3 separate regions of the Homo sapiens genome follow, and all the other regions are linked to region 3. A link is an interaction called in ENCODE POLR2A ChIA-PET data of the cell type or tissue named here. Cell type or tissue: OCI-LY7. All regions are shown on one strand. Links, peaks and the distances in the headings refer to the core of each region. The heading gives the core; the rest is flanking DNA.

Region 1 (5,923 bases), core at 524-5,523, 130 kb before region 3:
TGACCTTTCCTGGTTGCACTCTAATCTTTTTGCATCTTTTCTCAATCTTTTTTTACTGCATGTTCCTCTATTTACTCCTGAGGATCCAAAACAGATATGGAAGAGATAAAGAGAACTAAAAGAAACTATTCTGTGCAACTCTAGAAATGTATCTGAAAATAGAGGAAATTGATAGCTTTCTAGTAAAATATAACTTAGCAAAATTGAGCCAAGTAAAGGAAGAAAATCTAAACAGATCAATGCCCACGGAAGAGACTAGAAAGGCAATTTAAATCTAACAGTTGAAAAAGCACCAGTCTCTGGTGGTTTTGTATCTGTATTCTGTTACCCTTTACCGCAGTGCTACTCAGCTGGTTACAGAACTGTTTGCTACCAGCCCGCAAAAAGTTAAGGAGCTTGCACTGGAACATAAATCAGTATATTGCTTCCTTCATCAACAAAGTCTTTGCTAAAAAACAAAAAACAAAACTCAGCTAAATAGTACATTCGAGCTAAATAGTATGTTTGATTTATACTTTAGTGCCTGCAGAACACATTTTGAGTAGCATTGCTTTATGAATAGATAATTTCTGTTATGTAAACTCTTTCAGGCTATAGGAAAAAAACCACTAAAAATCTCTAAAACATTGTATGAAGGCATCTCAATCTACAAATCTAAATAAGATACTAACAGAAAAAAAAGAAAGAAGAGAAGAGAAAAGGAAGGAAAATAAATACTCTAGATATTAGAGATTTCATAGAGAACAAGTCAGAGTATTGGCTGGAGGAGATTATGGTTTAGTGGAGGGAGACTGGGCACAGTATAAAAACAATATGCTGGCAAGTACTACTAAGAAGATAAAATAGGGAAATGTGGTGAGTTACTGGGGTGGGGAAAATCCACTTTAGCTGCTGTAACAGAGATCATCGTTTTTTGAAAATATAAAAATTTAAATAGTTAACACATGCACTTTGTACAAAATTCAAAAGCTATAAAAGTCAGGAGAGGCTGCCAATTTGGGGGAATAGGTGGAAATTCCAAATAGTTCAAAACGATTGTGACACTTGAGAGAAGGAAGAGCTGGGGGTATGGGTTATGACACTTCTGCCCAGCAGCCTTCCAGGTGTGCAGTCCCTAAGAGCCTACAGCCAGGACCTAATGACACTGCATTCAGAAACAATTTAAATTGCAGGAAACAGTTCATTGCCAGTTGTTAATTTATTGCTAGATGTTACTGTTTTTTTAAAAGTGTTTGGGGGAATTGTTCTTCCTCAAAGTGAGAGACGAGCATGTGTACAGGGTATAGAACTATAGCTTTTCTGGGCCCATCACTGAAAAGGGAGCAGTGGGAGAAAGAGAAGAGGACCCATAGGCATTGCACACCTACTGTGTCCCATGCATTTTGCTTGTGTTACTTCCGTTCATGCATATTTGGAAGCCTCTATTCTGAACAAGAGCCCCTTACCCCACTGAAGATCCAAACTAAAGCCGCCTTTCACAGGAACCACAGCAAGAGGCAGCCAGTCAACTGCTCCTGTGGGAGAGAGGGAGGGAAGGGGCAAAACAGGGGCAACAGCATGGGCTGAGAACTTCTCCAGCCTCAGTTCTCCCATGCTGCCACTCACTACATTGCCTCCTTGTTGAACCATCTAAAATTCCCCTCCACACCATTTAATTTCCCCCTCCAACAAAGACCCTCTCCTTGACCAAACCTGACTCATGCTCCTCTGAGCCTTCTTCTCCACTTAGACTCCACTAAGACCTTGGCACCTGTCCTGTCTTTGGCCTGCCTAGCCCAGTATGAACAAGAATATTGCTAAGTCAGTTTAGGGAGAATTCCCTCCATTTTGTGGTCTGATCACCACTGATACCTGAGCAAGTTCCTCATCCTCCACCTTTGATGTCTAAGTCCTTGGCTTTCCTTCAGTGAGAATCCTGCTAGTTCAGTTTAGCAAGAATCTCTCTACCCTTGATGTCTCCTCCTAGTAATTTTTCACCCACCAACCCCGTCACTCTGCTCCTTGACTATAAGTATCCATTTGTCCAAGCTGTGTTCAGAGTTGAGCCTGATCTCTCTCTCCTATTGCAATAGTCTTAAATAAAGTCTTCCTTATAGCATTTCAACAAGTGTCAGAATGACTTTTTTGTAGTGCCCCTACACCTTTGTATACCAGAAGCCCCTAAAATGAGCCTTTGTCATTGTCCTACCTTCAGGCCAGGAAACTGATCAAACTTGATCTTCTCTGCAAATTTACCATCTTCTTTTCCCCTTACTGTTAGTCCATAGCGTAGCATTTACCTCTCAGATTGTCTCTGACACCCTTTAGCACAAGGATTCCCTTATCCATTTTTTTCTTTTCCTTTTTTTTTTTTTTTTTTTTTTTTTTTTTTTGTTTGTTTTTGAGATGGAGTCTCGCTCTTGTTGCCCAGGCTGGAGTGCAATGAAACGATATAGGCTCACTGCAACCTCCACCACCCGGGTTCAAGCAATTCTCCTGCCTCAACCTCCTGAATAGCTGAGATTACAGGCACATGTTACCACGCCCGGCTAATTTTTGTACTTTTAGTAGAGATGGGGTTTAGTCATGTTGGCCAGGCTGGTCTTGAACCCTAACCTCAGGTGATCTGCCCGCCTCAGCCTCCCAAAGTCCTGGGATTACAGGTTTGAGCCACCCTGCCCGGCCACTTTTTTTTTTTTTTTTTTTTTTGAGACAGCATCTCACTCCGTCGCCCAGGCTGGAGTGCAGTGGCACGATCATGGCTCACTGCAGCTTCGACCCTCCTGTAGTCAGGTGATCCTCCTGCCTCAGCCTCCCAAGTAGCTGGGACTACAGGCATGCACCACCACACTTGGCTAGTTTTTGTATTTTTTTTGTAGAGATGGGGCTTCGCCATGTGGTCCATGCTGGTGTCAAACTGCTGGGCTCAATGATCCACCAAACAGCCCCTAGACTGGGGCTTAGCCTTGGAGAATTATTGACCTCACCCAGGAAAAAATTCAAAGATGAGCTGGTGGTGTTAGACAGCAATCTTTTATTGAATGGTACTGCTTCTTGCAGAGCAGGGCGAATTCATAGGCAGTGCACCCAGAGTCAGCAACATATGGGCACTTGGAAACTGTATTTATACTCACTTATGCCCACTTTTAAGTATATGCAAATTAAGGAAAGGTTAATGCAAAATGAGATGGGTTATTTAGAACTTCTTGGAAAGGGATGGTAACTTCTGGGTCATTGCCATGGTATTTATAAACTGTCATGGCACTAGTGGGAGTGTCTCACACTAATAAGCAAGGAGGGCAGGTAGGGAGCACTTTTGTTGCCATCTGCTGGTTTTGGCCAGTTTCTTCACATTATCCTGTCTGAACTAGATCCTATTTTCGTCAGCAGGGTTGTGACCAGAAAACAAGTCCTATCAGTCTCCTACCTCACTTCCCCCTTAGAAATTAGATACACTTCCTGATTTTTTTTTTTTTTTTTTTTTTGAGATGGAGTTTTGCTCTTGTTGCCCAGGCTGGAGTGCAGTGGTACAATCTCGGCTCACTGCAACCTCTGCCTCCTGGGTTCAAGCAATTCTCCTGCCTCAGCCTCCCAAGTAGCTGGGATTACAGGCGAGCACCACTACACCCGGCTGATTTTTGTACTTTTAGTAGAGATGGGGTTTTGCCATCTTGGCCAGGCTGGTCTCGAACTCCTGGCCTCAGTTGATCCACCTGCCTCAGCCTCCCAAAGTGCTGGGATTACAGGCATGAGCCACTGTGTCTGGCCAAAGCCTCCTAATCTTAAGGGGGCTGCAGAGGGGTGAAGGTCCATCTTCTGTAACTACTTCTTGCTGATTTTATGGGCATAGACCCCGCCTAGTATTGGCAGTGTAAAAGTCTCTGGATACCTGACCTAAGAGGCCCAATGGCAGGATGTTTTTCTTTTCCAGGTCCAAAGACCGGATGAGTTGGAAGCCTTGTGCTGGCATCATCTTTATGTGGAATCTAGAAGATACAAAGTTTACGAGGGAGGCTAAACAAGAAAATTACAATTAGGAGGAAGAGAAAAATTAATGCTCCTACCCCCACCCACAGCATCCTGTTATTTATCTATGTGCTTGCAAAACAACAGCCTTAAGTTTCTAGGTTCATAAATGTAGGTTGTGGTGTGCTCCTTTTATGCCCATGGGGAACTCATAAGACACAGGTTTAATCCTGGACAGGTGTACACAGCTAGTGACTCTCTGAAGCTTAACAGCAGTGACAGTATTTATCAATACCTGAAGGGGCCCTTCCATTTTGGTTTTAACTGATGATCAGGGGATCTTTTTTTGAAGTTTTTAGTAACACTAAGTCTTCTGATTGAACCGAGGAGCTATTTATTTTTCTCTGTGGGAAAGGCCAATACTTTATTTTCAAAATTTTTAAAGACCTTTTGAACCTGGCCTAAATTCCAAGGGAAAGGCATAGTGAGGCAGCTGACTCCCTGTTTCCTGTCATGGCCTGAGTTACTTTTTCCATTTTTTTGGCAGGGGGAGGGATTCTCTTTGGCCAGCAGACTTAGAGTCCAATGACTTGTAGCCAATTAAACATTCTAGGCCAGATAGAAGTGGAGGTGGGCATGTATTCATTAGCCCTCAAAGCCCTTTTAAGCAATATAAGAGTCAAAAACTGGCCAGGCGTGGTGGTTCACTCCTGTAATCCCAGCACTTTGGGAGGCCGAGGCGGGTGGATCACGAGGTCAGGAGATTGAGACCATCCTGATCAACATGGTGAAACCCCATCTCTACTAAAAATACAAAAATTAGCCGGGCGTGGTGGCATGCGCATGTAATCCCAGCTACTCGGGAGGCTGAGGCAGGAGAATTGCTTGAACCAGGGAGTCAGAGATTGCAGTGAGCCGAGATCAAGCCACTGTACTCCAGCCTGGTGACAAAGTGAGACTCCGTCTCAAAAAAAAAAAAAAAGAAAAGAAAAAGAGAGTCAAAAACTAAAAGCCAAAAATAAAGTTATATTCAAGGAAAACCACGAGCATAGAATTAAGCTGTATTCAGGAAAAACACTGGTCCCGCAGACCTCTAAGAAAACACTTTAGCATCAGATCACAGCAACTGTCAGAACTGCAGGAGAAAAAGTCACAGGAGCTGATGAAAAAGCTGAAGGAGAGAGTTACACAAATTTGAAAAGCTTTCAAAAGAAATATATCACAGAATGGAAAAGCAAAAGTTCTGGTAATTTAGCAAATGAACACCTAAAGAAAACCCAGTTTCAACACATAGGCTTTTTTTTTTTTTTTTCTTTTCCTTTTCTTGAGACAGAGTCTTACTCTTGTCACACAGGCTGGAGTGCAATGGCACGATCTTGGCTCACTGCTCGAACCTCTGCCTTCCTGGTTCAAGCGATTCTCCTCCTCAGTCTCCCGAGTAGCTGGGATTACAGGCTCACACCACCACGCCCAGCTAATTTTTGTGTTTTTAGTAGATACGGGGTTTCACCATATTGGCCAGGCTGGTCTGGAACTCCTGACCTCAGGTGATCTGCCCACCTTGGCCTCCCAAAGTACTGGCATTACAGGTGTCAGCCACTGCGCTTGGCACATAGATCATTTTCTAGAAAGTCTACCACAAACAATTTCCCATCAATCATAGCCAGCTTAGTCAAACACTTAACTCCCCTCACAAATTCCCCTTCATGAGCCCCTCACAGCCCACACAGACCGTCCATGACATGTCTGGACCCTCTGACCCATCCTACGTCACCTCCCTCCCAAACACCAGTGACTTTATTCTAGTACAAGAATCTACCACACAAGATTTCTCGTTACACAAGATCATTTAAAAATATATATATTCCACCCCACCAAAAAAAAAAAGTCTTCTATCCATAACTCACCACATATCTCTCTTTTTTATTCGCAGATTCCTTTATATTTTGAACCTCCCTTTTAATAATTTCTGAATTGA
Region 2 (5,923 bases), core at 451-5,450, 72 kb before region 3:
GGACAAAACATTAAAATAGGTGTCATGTAAATGTTATTGTAAATTTTATTTATTTATAACACTCTTGAAGGTTTATTAGTTTTTGACTGCTTACAATTTTTTTTAATTACAGGGAATATTTATCAGCCGCCCCAAGTGTTGATAAGCAACACAGATCCAAGTGCATAATATGGTATTAATAGGATAAAAAATTAGGACATTGGTAATTATATCATCGAAAAAATCTTTGAGGCAGATTAATTTAGAAAGGACTTCAAATAATTTAAGTACTTCTCAGAATAATTAACATTAAAAAATTACAGAAGTAATACACATCAGTATTTAGCTTGATGAGTTTTGACAAATGATTACCTCCTTGTAACCACCATTGCAATCAAAATGTAAATATTTCTGTCTTCCCAAAAGTTCCTCCATATCCCTTTGCAGTAACCCCTTCCTGTCCCTAACCCTTAGGCAAATATTAATCTGCTTTCTTTCATTGATCAGCTTGCCTTTTCCAGAATTTCGTTTAAATGTGATGACAATACATACTCCTTTTGTGTCTGATTTTTTTAAAACTTAATATTAACATTAATATTTTGTGTACCTAAAGTTCATTCTTCTTAATTGCTGACTCATATTCATTATATGAATATACCACAACAGTAGGCCATTTACCTACCGTTGGCCATTTGAGTTGTTACTAGTTTTTGGCAATTGTAAGTAAGACTGCTATGAATATTTGTTTATAAAGCTATGTGTATGTCTTTTGGATCAGTACAAGTCTATGTGTTTCTCTGTTGTATCAATACCTAGGAACAGAGTGGCTGGGTCATATAAGTGTGTATTTAACTGTCTTTATTTATTTTGAGACAGAGTCTTGCTTTTGTCACCCAGGCTGAAGTGCAATGGCATGATCTCAGCTCATTGCAGCCTCTGCCTCTTGGGTTCAAGCAATTCTCCTGCCTCAGCCTCCTGAGTAGCTGGGATTACAGACGTGCGCCACCATGCCCTGCTAATTTTGGTATTTTTAGTAGAGATGGGGTTTCACCACGTTGGCCAGGCTGGTCTGGAACTCCTGACCTCAGGTGATCCACCTGCCTCAGCCTCCCAAAGTGATGGGATTACAGGTGTGAGCCACTGTGCCCAGCCCAACAGTATTTAGAAACTTTGAAATTCTTTTCCAAGGTGGTTGTCCTATTTTACATTCACCAACAGTGCGAGAATTCTAATTGTTCCACATGCTCACCAATACTTTGTTTTGCCAGTCTTTTAAATTTTCATTATTTTACCAAGTGTGTAGAGATGTCTTATTATGGTTTTATTTTGCATTCTTCACATTCTCTTGATGAAGAGCATCTGAAAAATCCACAGCTTATGTCATATTAATGGTGTAAATGTAAAGCTTTCCCCCTAAGATCAGGAATAAGACAACCGTATTCATTGTTGTTCTTCCTATTCAGTATTGTACCAGATTTTCTAGCCAACACAATTAGGCAAGAAAACAAGATGAAAGATAACCAGGTTGGAAAATAAGAATTAAAACTCTTTATTTGCAAATGATATGATCTTCTGGATAGAAAATTCTAAAGAACTCACTTAAAAACTATTAGAGCTAATAAATGATTTCAACAAGGTTGCAGGATACAAGATCAGTATACAAAATCAATTGTATTTTAGTATACCAGCAATGGGCAATCTAAAATTAAAACAGGCCAGGTGTGGTGGCCTATACATGCCTATACTTCCCAAAATTTAGGAGGCTGAGACAGGTGGGTTGCCTGAGCCCAGGAATTCAAGACCAGCCTGGGCAACATGGCTAGATCCCGTCACTACAAAAAAAATACCAAAATTAGCTAGGTCTGATGGTGTGTACCTGTAGTCCCAGCTACTCTAGAGGCTAAGGTGGGAGGATCACTTGAGCTTGGGAAGTCAAGACCACAGTGAACTGTAATTGTGTTACTATGATGAGCAGTAGAGCCTCCAGCCTGGGTGAGACTAAATAAGCAACAGAGTGAGACCCTGTCTCAAAAATAAATAAAATCAAAAATTTAAAAAGCTGGGTGTGGTAGCATATGCCTGTAGTCCCAGCTACTTGGGTGCAGAGGAGGGAGCCTTGAGCTGGAGAGGTTGAGGCTGCAGTGAATGGTGATTGCGCCACTGGCACTCCAGCGGGGGTGACAGAGTGAGACCCCGTCTTAAAAAACAAAATAACAATTTTGTTACAACAGCATTACAAAGAATAAAATGCTCAGGAATAAATTCAGCAAAAGTGTAAGACTTATTTTCTTTATCAGGAATTCATTGTTTACTGAAAGTTTAAGACTTGTATGCTGAAAACTACAACTTCATTGAAAGAAAGATCTAAGTAAATGGAAATATATTTCATGTTCATGGATTGGAAGAGTTAATGTTAAGCTGCAGTAATCTCCAAATGAACTAAGAGATTCAATGCAATTTCCCATAAAATCCAAGCTGACTTGCCTTTTTTCTTTTTTTCTATTCTTTTCTTTTGGCTTCTTTTTCTCTTCCTCTTCTTTTTTTTTTTTTTTTGAAATATCAACAAGTTGATTCTGAAATTTGTATGGAATTGCAAAGGACCCTGAATAACCAAAGCAAAACTTGAAAAATAAGAACTAAGTTGAAGGACTCATATTTATATTTAGCAATTTCAGAATTTACAGAACAAGCAAACCTATAGTAATTAAGACTGTGTGATACTGGCATAAGGATAGACATATGGACCAATGGAATAGAATTGAGAGTCCAGAAAGAAACTTTCACATTTACCAGTTATATTTTCGGGGGTTTTTTCTTTTCTTTTTTTTTTTTTTTTTTGGTAGGTGGGTAGGTCAATTGATTTTCAGCAAGGGTGGCAAAACAGTATTACAAGGAAGGAATAGTTTTTTTTTTTCAACAAATGGAACAAATGACTATCCACATACAAGAGAATACTGGAGCCTTACACAGTATGCAAAAACCAACTCAAAGTTGATTAAAGATATACATGTAAAAACTAAAATGTGTAAACTTCTCAGAAGAAAACATCTGTGTAGATCTTTGTAACCTTGGCACTGGTTTCATAGTACCACCTTAAAAGCACAAGTGACAAGAGGAAATATAGGTAAATTGGACTTTATCAAAATTAAAATATTTTGTACTTCAAAATACGCCATCAAGGAAGTAGAAAAGTGGCCAGGCATAGTGGCTCGCTCACACCTGTAATCCCAGCACTTTGGGAGGCCAAGGTGGGAGAATCACCTGAGCCTAGGATTTCGAGACCAGCCTAAACAGTGTAGTGAGACCTCGTCTTTATAAAGAATTTAAAAATTTGCCTGGTGTGGTGGTGCACATCTGTAGTCCAAGCTGCTTGGGAGGCTGAGGTGGGAGGATCACTGGTGCCCAGGAGGTTGAGGCTGCAGCAAGTGGTAATCATGCCTACCTGGGCATCAGAGTGAGACCCTGTCTCCAAAAAAAAAAAAAAAAAAAAAAAGCAGCCCACAAATGGGAGGAAAAAATTGCACATCATACATCCATTAAAGGTACTACTTAACATCCAGAATTTGTAAAGAACTACAGCTGAACAATACAAAGACAGTCTAGTTTAAAAAGGGGCAAGGACTTGGACAGTTCCCTGAAGGAGGCATACAAATGACCAACAAACACATGAAAAGATGCTTAATGTTATTAGTCATTAGGGAAGTGCAAATCAAAAGCAAGAGATATCATTTCACGTACACTAAAATGGCTAAAATCAAACAAATAATAGCATTGGGAAGGATAAGTAGAAATTGGAATTCTAATACGCTTCTGGTAGGATGTGCAGCAACTTTAGAAAATAGCAGTTCGAGATGTTAATCATAGAGTTCCCATATCACCTAGCAATTTTATTCTTAGGTATGTGTCCAAAAGATGAAAAACACGTACATGAATGCTTGTTATAGCATTATCATAATATCCCCAAAGTGGAAACAACCCAAATGTCCTTGAATGGAAGAATAGGTAGATAAAATGGGGTATGTCCATACAGTAGAATATTATTCAGCAATAAAAAGGAGTAAAGTATTTATACATGCTACAGCATGGATGAATCTCAAAAACATGCTAAGTGAAGAAGCCAGACATGAAAGTCCACATATTATATGATTCCATTTGTATGAAATGTCCAGGCAATCAAATCCATTGATACAGAAAGTAGATTAGTGATTGCCAGGGGTTGTGGGAAGGAGCATGGGGAACAAATGCTAAAGGGTATGTGATTTCTTTTTGTGGTGATGAGAATGTTCTAAAATTAGGTAGTGGTGATGGTTATACAACTCTGTACTAGAAACCACGGAACTTATCCTTTTAGGATAAATTTTATGGCGTGGGCATTATATCTGAATAAAGCTGCTACTAAAATAAAAAGGAAAAATACACCTAATAGTAGCATAAATTACCTAGTTAAGTCATTTTCAGAATGGAGTTTATGTAGTAAAAGTAACGTGGCATTCTGGCTTCTAGTAATGGTGCAATACTGTAGAGTTACCTTCCTATAGATAACAATGATAATATCTGGACAAAATACATTAATTTTTCTTTAAAGGTACTGGAGAGTGATCAAAAGCAGACAAACTGGAGGAGAGCCTATTCTTAAAACATAACTATCTTGTGAAATTCATGAGTTGGTGGGTTTTTGTCTGAGGGTGCTCTGTAATCCTCCTGCTACTTGGTGAAGAATACCACAACCTTATTTGCATGAAATGTAAGGATACAGAGTTCTGGGCTAACAGAACAGCAAGAAACTTAGTGGGTAAATCCTGGAAGAGAGGCAGCTACAAAGAAAGTGAGTCCAAAAAAATTCGCATATAAGATCTGTCCAAATTCTTGGCAGTTTTTAAATACTATGCATGCAGTGGTGGCATGTGTAGTACATGTATGTGTGGCACACAAGTTGGGTTCTTGACATTTAGTAGGTAGAACATTAACTCTGAATAGATTGTTTTAAGTTAAAGTCACAGTTGTGATCCCTAGTGAGAAATCTCAAAATTAAAAGATGAACCTAAATGCCAGGAGAGGAATATCTAATGGAATGCTAAAAAAAAAAAAAAAAAAAAAAAAAAAAATTGATTAACCCAAATGAAGACAGGCCGGCAGGAAGAGAAATAAAAAACAAACGAGATGATCAAAAACAAAAATACCATAATGAAATGCCTGATTTCAACAATATCAGTCATTATGATACATTTAAATTGACTAAAGCATCCCGATTAAAAGGCAGAGATTGTCAGACTGGATTAAGAAGCAAGACCCAACTGCATACTGTCCATTTTAAATACATTTTGCACTATGTAGTGCATTTTGGCTACAGTGCATATTGGCTTCTATGTAGCAGCTTTTTTTTTTTTTTTTTTTGAGACAGAGTCTCGCACTGTTGCCCAGGCTGGAGTGCAGTGGCGCGATCTTGGCTCACTGCAGCTTCAGCCTCCCAGGTTCAAGCGATTTTCCTGCCTCACCCTCCTGAGTAGCTGGGATTACAGGCACCTGCCACCACGCCCGGCTAATTTTTTGTATTTTTAGTAGAGACGGGGTTTCATTATGTTGGGCAGGCTGATCTCAAACTCCAGACCTTGTGATATGCCTGCTTTGGCCTCCCAAAGTGCTGGGATTGTGTAGCAGCATTTTAAATACAAAGACACAGTTTGAAAGTAGAAAGATGAAAAAATATAATAGTGATATGTACATTTTGGACTATGTAAGGTAGGTTTGTTGTTGGTACTCACATTGTAACTTAGTAATAAAGCACAAGTTTTAATGAATGCTTTATATAGGTATACTTTACTTTGTACAGTAAACAAGTCATATTTTGTAGATGTTCAGTAAGGACTTGTTATGGAAGGTACTTTCACTGTACTGTCCCAGAGATAGATTGTGATATCCTCGTTTCCTAAGTGGGGACTCTGGG
Region 3 (5,923 bases), core at 170-5,169:
CCTGTTATGGACTTGAACTTCTGTTTAAGTTGAAAGCAAGAGTCCCTGAGTATAAAGGAAAAACAGCAAAACAAAAAGCAAACAAAAAAAAACTGCAAAAGTCTAAAATACCCATTGGTGATGTTTTTTAAAAAAATCTTGCTTTCAGCTTTCAGGAGTTAATATTCTTTGTTTTAATTTGATAATTGGATATGGTTGATTTATATTGGGTTTAAACTGTGGAGCTTTCATGTTTACTGTAATTTAGTCTTAAAATATTTTTTACTTAGTAACCAGTGCTTTTGATAATGTGGTTGGCAACAAACCAGCAACTATTTAGAAGTGTCATAAGAGTTCATTCTTTGAGTATTGGGAAAGTTAATTCAGATCCTACTCAAAAAGCATCTTCACATATTAAAAGATTCAGACAGGGATCTGTGTAGAGGAGTAATTTGCAGTTATTTAACATAAACCTGATTTGCAGTGATCTCTAAGTAATTCTGCAAAATCCGGTATTACTATGTCAAGTTATTGCTTTTGGTAAATTGTCTGACCCAGTTATTAATGAAAGAATATGGATTTAAAAATTTTTAAACTAAATAATTTGTGCTGTCACAGAAATGGTATTGTTGCTCTTGTTTACTGGGTATAATTTCCCAATGCATTGATGTGAAGGGATAGAAAATCTAAACTAATTTAGTTATCCATTGGGGGGTGTATTTACTGTGATGAAGATGAGACAGATGCCATCAGAGCTTTGTGAATCAGCTGGGGTGTTTTCACTGATAAACAACACATAGCAGGTGTGCATTCATTACAAATATATGTATCTGCCAAGGTGGAGCCACTTTAAAGAGTGAGTTTTGTCTTGTATCTAAAGTGGATACAAGCGTATGTTTAAACTGCAAGATTTTTACTTGCTAGAGAATCTGTTTTAATATAGTGGTTTGGCCTCTGATTATTTATAGGTTTTATAAATTTTAGAATCAATTTCTCTTTAAGGTGGCTCAGATTTTTCAACTCTTGTGCACATAAAATTGAGTTGAAGTTCATTGTGCCTTTTTTTCTTTATCCAAATTTTGAGTTAAAGCTTCATATGGTAACTGCATCCTGTTCGGACACTATAGTCTAAATTTTTGAAACTGTGTGGTGTTCGCTAAAAGTAGGAATAACAACGTAAAAGCTAATTAAGGTCACAAACTTCGGTGAAACCCTTAAAAGTCCAAATCTTCTTGATATTGTGAACCGTACCCCTTCCAGTTTAGTTTCTTCTGGACTTTCCTTACTTAACTGACAGTTACCTTTTAAAATTTGCACACATTATGATTAAAATTGGGCCTCTACTGTGATGATTCCTATTTCCTCTCATGTTTTAAAGTGCAAACTAACATTTAAGTGAACATTAGCATCAAGTAGTGCAGACACTTGTATGCATTTCCTTGATTCAATTTGTGACCTTACCAGTTTTGAATTGGAATTGCACCATTTCGTAGATAAAGGAAACTAAGTATATTGCTGCACTTTTAAGTTTTCAAAACAGTGTTTAAAAATTGCATTGTTATTTTTTTTTAAACTCAGTTTAAAAAGACTAAAACGTTCTTTCAAAAGAGGCATCTAAATGTGTTCCTAATTTTGTATATGGGCTTAGGTTTTGTAACCAATAAAAAAAGCTGCTATCAAATATGATAAAACATTGAAAACTTATTTCTGAAAATAACTTGTTTGTTTTCTGTATGGTTAAATTTAAATTTGGAATTATTTTTTTAAAAATCACAATGGAGGTAAATCATGAATTACTCTTTTACTGTATTTTAATATCTCCTTCACACCATATTACTGAACTAAACTGGAGTCTGTTCACCTGGCACAGTTAGGCCAAACATTCATAGCAAGGTTTTGCAGCAGGAAAAAGGAGGGCATTTATCTGCAGGCAGGGCACCAAACAAGAAAAATGAGGCAGCTCACACTTAAGACCCAACTTCCCTCATGGCTTTACAAGCAAGGGTTTTTAAAGGCAGGGGTGAATTTCAGGAAAGCATAAATTACAGGCAGAATTGTACATCAGTACACAATGGTTTGGCCTAGAAAGGTGGGCTGTCTTGAAGCCGAGGGTGGCAGGGGGTGACTTATAGGTCATAGGTGAATTCACAGATTTTCTTATTTGCAGTTGATTAAGGAATCAAAGCTTTGTCAAAAAACTTGGGGTCAGCAGAAAAGAATGCTAAGTCTGCCCCATGGGCGTGACTTCCTATAGGCCCCTCAGGAAGACATTTAGAACAAAGAATGGCAGTCAGAGCTCAGTCCTCAGTTCCCCCTTCCCTGGCCAGTGGACCATTTGGTGGGGGTCCAGGTGTCTGAAGAACAACTCAGGGACATATGTTAAGATGTTATCTTTAGTTTCTATAAGGAACCAAACATCCTGTGACTTCCTTGGCTGTTGTTTTAAGCTACTATTACTCTCTTGCTTATCAAGTTTCTTATTTATTCATAGGGCTAGCTAGGTGCCTGGAATTTCCCTTGAAGGAACTCAAAATTTTCCTTTATTTCCATGCTTGGTGGGGCACCTGGCAGGCCCTTAAGAGGGGTTCCTCTTCCATCTCAACTCTAACAAACCAGGATGATCGATAATAATGCTAGATTTGAGACTATTCTGTGACAAATAAGAATTGCCAAAATCTATATTAGTTTCCTAAGCTGCCATTACAAAGTACCACAAACCAGGTGGTTTCAGACAATAGAAATGTATTGTCATCCACTTCTGGAGACCAGAAGTCTGAAATCAAGGTGATGACTGAGCCATGCTCTGTCTGGGGACTTCGATGGGGATGATCCTTCCTTGCCTCTTCCTAGCTTCTGGTGGTTCCTGGCAATCCTTGGCATTCCTTGGCTTGTAGCTGCATCACTCCAGTCTCTGCCTCCGTCATCACATGGCATTCTCCCTATGTGTCTCAGGTTTAAATACTATAACTTAGAAAAAGTCCATTTATTTGAGATGATGGTATGATTGTGACTGATGAAACAAAAACTCAAACTTTAAGACCTGGCTACCCCTTGAAAACATGTAACTATGGAAAATAGTAATCAGAGCAAACCTAAAAGTTTTAACCTGTTAGGTAAAGTTTATGGCACTAAATGAAATCTTGCATTAACTAAAAGAACAAAGGAGCAGCCAAACTTTTGAGTATAGAAATGTTTACTTTTGTATAATGCCACTGCAAATTACTTTTAAAAGAAGTTGGTGTATAAGTAAATGTGATAGTACTCATACAATCTTGCCATCATTTCTTTCAGAAGGGTCATCCTGAAGGGCGTGGTTGGTGGCAGACACCTGTAGCTCCAGCTACTTGGGAGGCTGAGTCAGGAGGATCACTTGAGCCCAGGAGTTTGGGAGCAGCCTGGGCAACATAGCAAGACCCCATCTTTAAAAAAATTCTATTTTTATATGAAAAGAAAATTTTTTAAGAAGCGTCATTCATCCTTTTCAGGGGATTAGTTAATGCGGATAAACAAGTAAACAAGAGCACCTGACATTCATGAATGTCCGTTGTCTTACAGTGATGGTTAATTTTTTAAACCCTAGTTAAACTGGGAAAGTTTACTTAACTCTTTTTGGGGGAAAGGAAATATAATTTCTGTATATGAAGCTGTGAGTATAAATGTTGTTTAGATAGCTAAAAAACAGTGATAGAATGATTCTCCAAAAGTGCTATATACAATGTGTGGGAAAAGGGATGTGGGAATGCAACCTAATGCCACTGTTTGCCCATAAAATCCCTCAACTAACTTAGGCCTAAATTGTTTTTTTGTTTTTTGAGATGGAGTTTCGCTCTTTAGCCCAGGTTGGAGTGCAGTGGCATGACCCACTGCAACCTCTGCCTTCCAGTTTCAAGCGATTTTCCTGCCTCAGCCTCCCGAGTAGCTAGGATTACAGGCGCCTGCCACCACACCTAATTTTTGTATTTTTAGTAGAGACAAGTTTCACTATGTTGGCCAGGCTGGTCTCAAACTCTTGACCTCAAGTGATCCGCCTGCCTCGGCCTCCCAAAATGCTAGGATTACAGGCGGGAGCCACAGCGCCTGGCCTAAATTGGGGTTTTTTAAACCCTGCACTATTGACATTTTTGGCTGGATAATTCTTTGTTGTGTGTCATCTGCCCTGTGCAATGTAGGATGTTTAGTAGTATCCCTGGGCTCTACTCACTAGATAGCAGTAGCACCTCTCTCCTCTCCCCAAGTTAAGACAACCAAAAATGTCTCCAGACATTGCCAAACATCTGGGGGCCCAAAACCATCCCTGATTGTAAACCACTGTCCTAAATCAATTCCTATAGAAAACTCCACTCAAATGAGACAGCCTAAATCATGACTTTTTTGTTGTATGAACAGTCCCAGGCTTTCCTCAGATGCATAAGATGAAGAAAGGAGACACAAATGTGCCTTTTCTTCATTCTGAGTTTTAGGAAAAATTGAAGGCAGGCCTAACCTAATTTCCCAAATCATCTGTAGGAAACTCCAGGTAGTACTGAACATCTATTTCAAGGGACTTGGGATAAAGAAATAGAAATATGGAGCAACTAGTTACCTCTTAAATTTATCCTGTGGCTAAAAAACAGGGTTGTAAAACAATCAAATGTGTTAATTGCCCAAATCTCAACACCCTATGGCAGTGTTTTTCAAACACTTGTAGTTGAAAATCTTTAAGTTATCTAGGGAAAACTGGAGTTGTACTAGAAAATCATAGCATAGTTTGAAGATCACTTGAAGCATTGTTGAGAGATTGGCCTCATCAGAAAACTTACAATCATCTATTAAATTATTAAAAACAGAAACTATGGCCGAGCCATGCCATAAAGAAAGTATTCTCTGCAGGGAATTTCTTCTACAGCATCCCCCTTCCCTACCCTAGCAAATTGCCATACACCTTCTTGAGGAATTCCCTTAAACTGTGGTACCCAAAGATGCATGGGGCCTTGTGCCAAATAGTGTGAGAAACCATAAGATAAGGAACACTTTCGTGGGACAGCAACTTTACTAGGTGGTAAGTAAAAGTTTTATTGGTAATACAAGCCAAAGTGTTATAAAGTATACATTTTACATATTTTAAACATAAAATCTGATTTTTGAGGCAGGGTATTTTATGGAAACATTCCTGCAGGAGTAAGTTAGAAGAGCTTGAGAAACAAGGTACTCATTTTGAGGGAGCTTGTATTTATTGGCTAGCTTTGCTTGCTACAAGATCCTTTCTTAACCTGGGTGCAGTGGCCCACACCTGTAATGCCAGCACTTTGGGAGGCCCAGGTCAGTGGATCACTTGAGCCCAGGAGTTTGACACCAGCCTGGGCAATATAGTGAGACCTCATCTCTACAAAAAAAATAAATAAATAAAATAGCTGGGCCTGGCGGTACATGCCTGTAGTCCCAGCTACTTTGGAGGCTGAGGCTGCCATACACTGGACCCGAGATCGTGCCACTGCACTTCAGCCTGGGCCACAGAGTTGAGACCCTGTCTCAAAAGAGAAAGAAACTTAAATTTCCATCATTGTAAATTAACTGTTTTTGATTGGGAGTAGACTTTGTTATTTCCAGATAGCAGAGGAGACTCATCCATTTTTTAAATCAGCTTTCTTTTACTCGAACACCCCTTGCATTTCATCCATTCTCATTATAAAGTCATTGCTGGACCTGGTTCCTGTCAGCGTGATGTACTCCAAGGATTCCAACAATAAGGAGTGTGGTGTGACTGGTTTCTGAGTACTTTGGAATGAATGGGAACATTCCATTATCTGGACTTTTGATTCTATTAATGTGGGGGGAGTCTTTCAGTTATTTTACCAGCTTCATCATAATTAGGTTTGTGATCAAGTCACACCCTCTTTATCATCAGCTCTCTTTAACCCAAATCGTTGGGCATCTACCCTTTTCAACTCTAAACATAAGAATAAAT

Evidence for each region. Peaks named below come from ENCODE experiments on the same cell type or tissue, not always from the same donor. Only the 100,000 strongest peaks of a DNase experiment are listed, where the experiment ranks them.
Region 1: POLR2A ChIA-PET joins it to region 3 with 9 read pairs; 5 of 35 experiments call an interaction of 5 or more read pairs at or near these places.
Region 2: POLR2A ChIA-PET joins it to region 3 with 6 read pairs; 8 of 35 experiments call an interaction of 5 or more read pairs at or near these places.

Annotation. Positions count from the first base shown.
Region 1 is chr13:49,826,080-49,832,002 of GRCh38, reverse strand. No RefSeq gene overlaps it. Among named protein-coding and RNA genes, the nearest start is that of KPNA3, 36 kb to the right of the region's middle. In OCI-LY7, for the core only: a CTCF peak has its summit at 3,273 (motif pointing left); a DNase peak (open chromatin) is centred at 3,322.
Region 2 is chr13:49,767,729-49,773,651 of GRCh38, reverse strand. The region is part of intron 1 of KPNA3 (karyopherin subunit alpha 3); the gene reads left to right. Among named protein-coding and RNA genes, the nearest start is that of KPNA3, 22 kb to the left of the region's middle. In OCI-LY7, for the core only: no CTCF peak of the experiment used is centred there; no DNase peak of the experiment used is centred there.
Region 3 is chr13:49,695,067-49,700,989 of GRCh38, reverse strand. It overlaps KPNA3 (karyopherin subunit alpha 3), which reads left to right. Exons shown (of 17, transcript NM_002267.4): 17 at 1-1,670. Among named protein-coding and RNA genes, the nearest start is that of EBPL, 6.5 kb to the right of the region's middle. In OCI-LY7, for the core only: no CTCF peak of the experiment used is centred there; a DNase peak (open chromatin) is centred at 2,289; H3K27ac peaks cover 748 bases.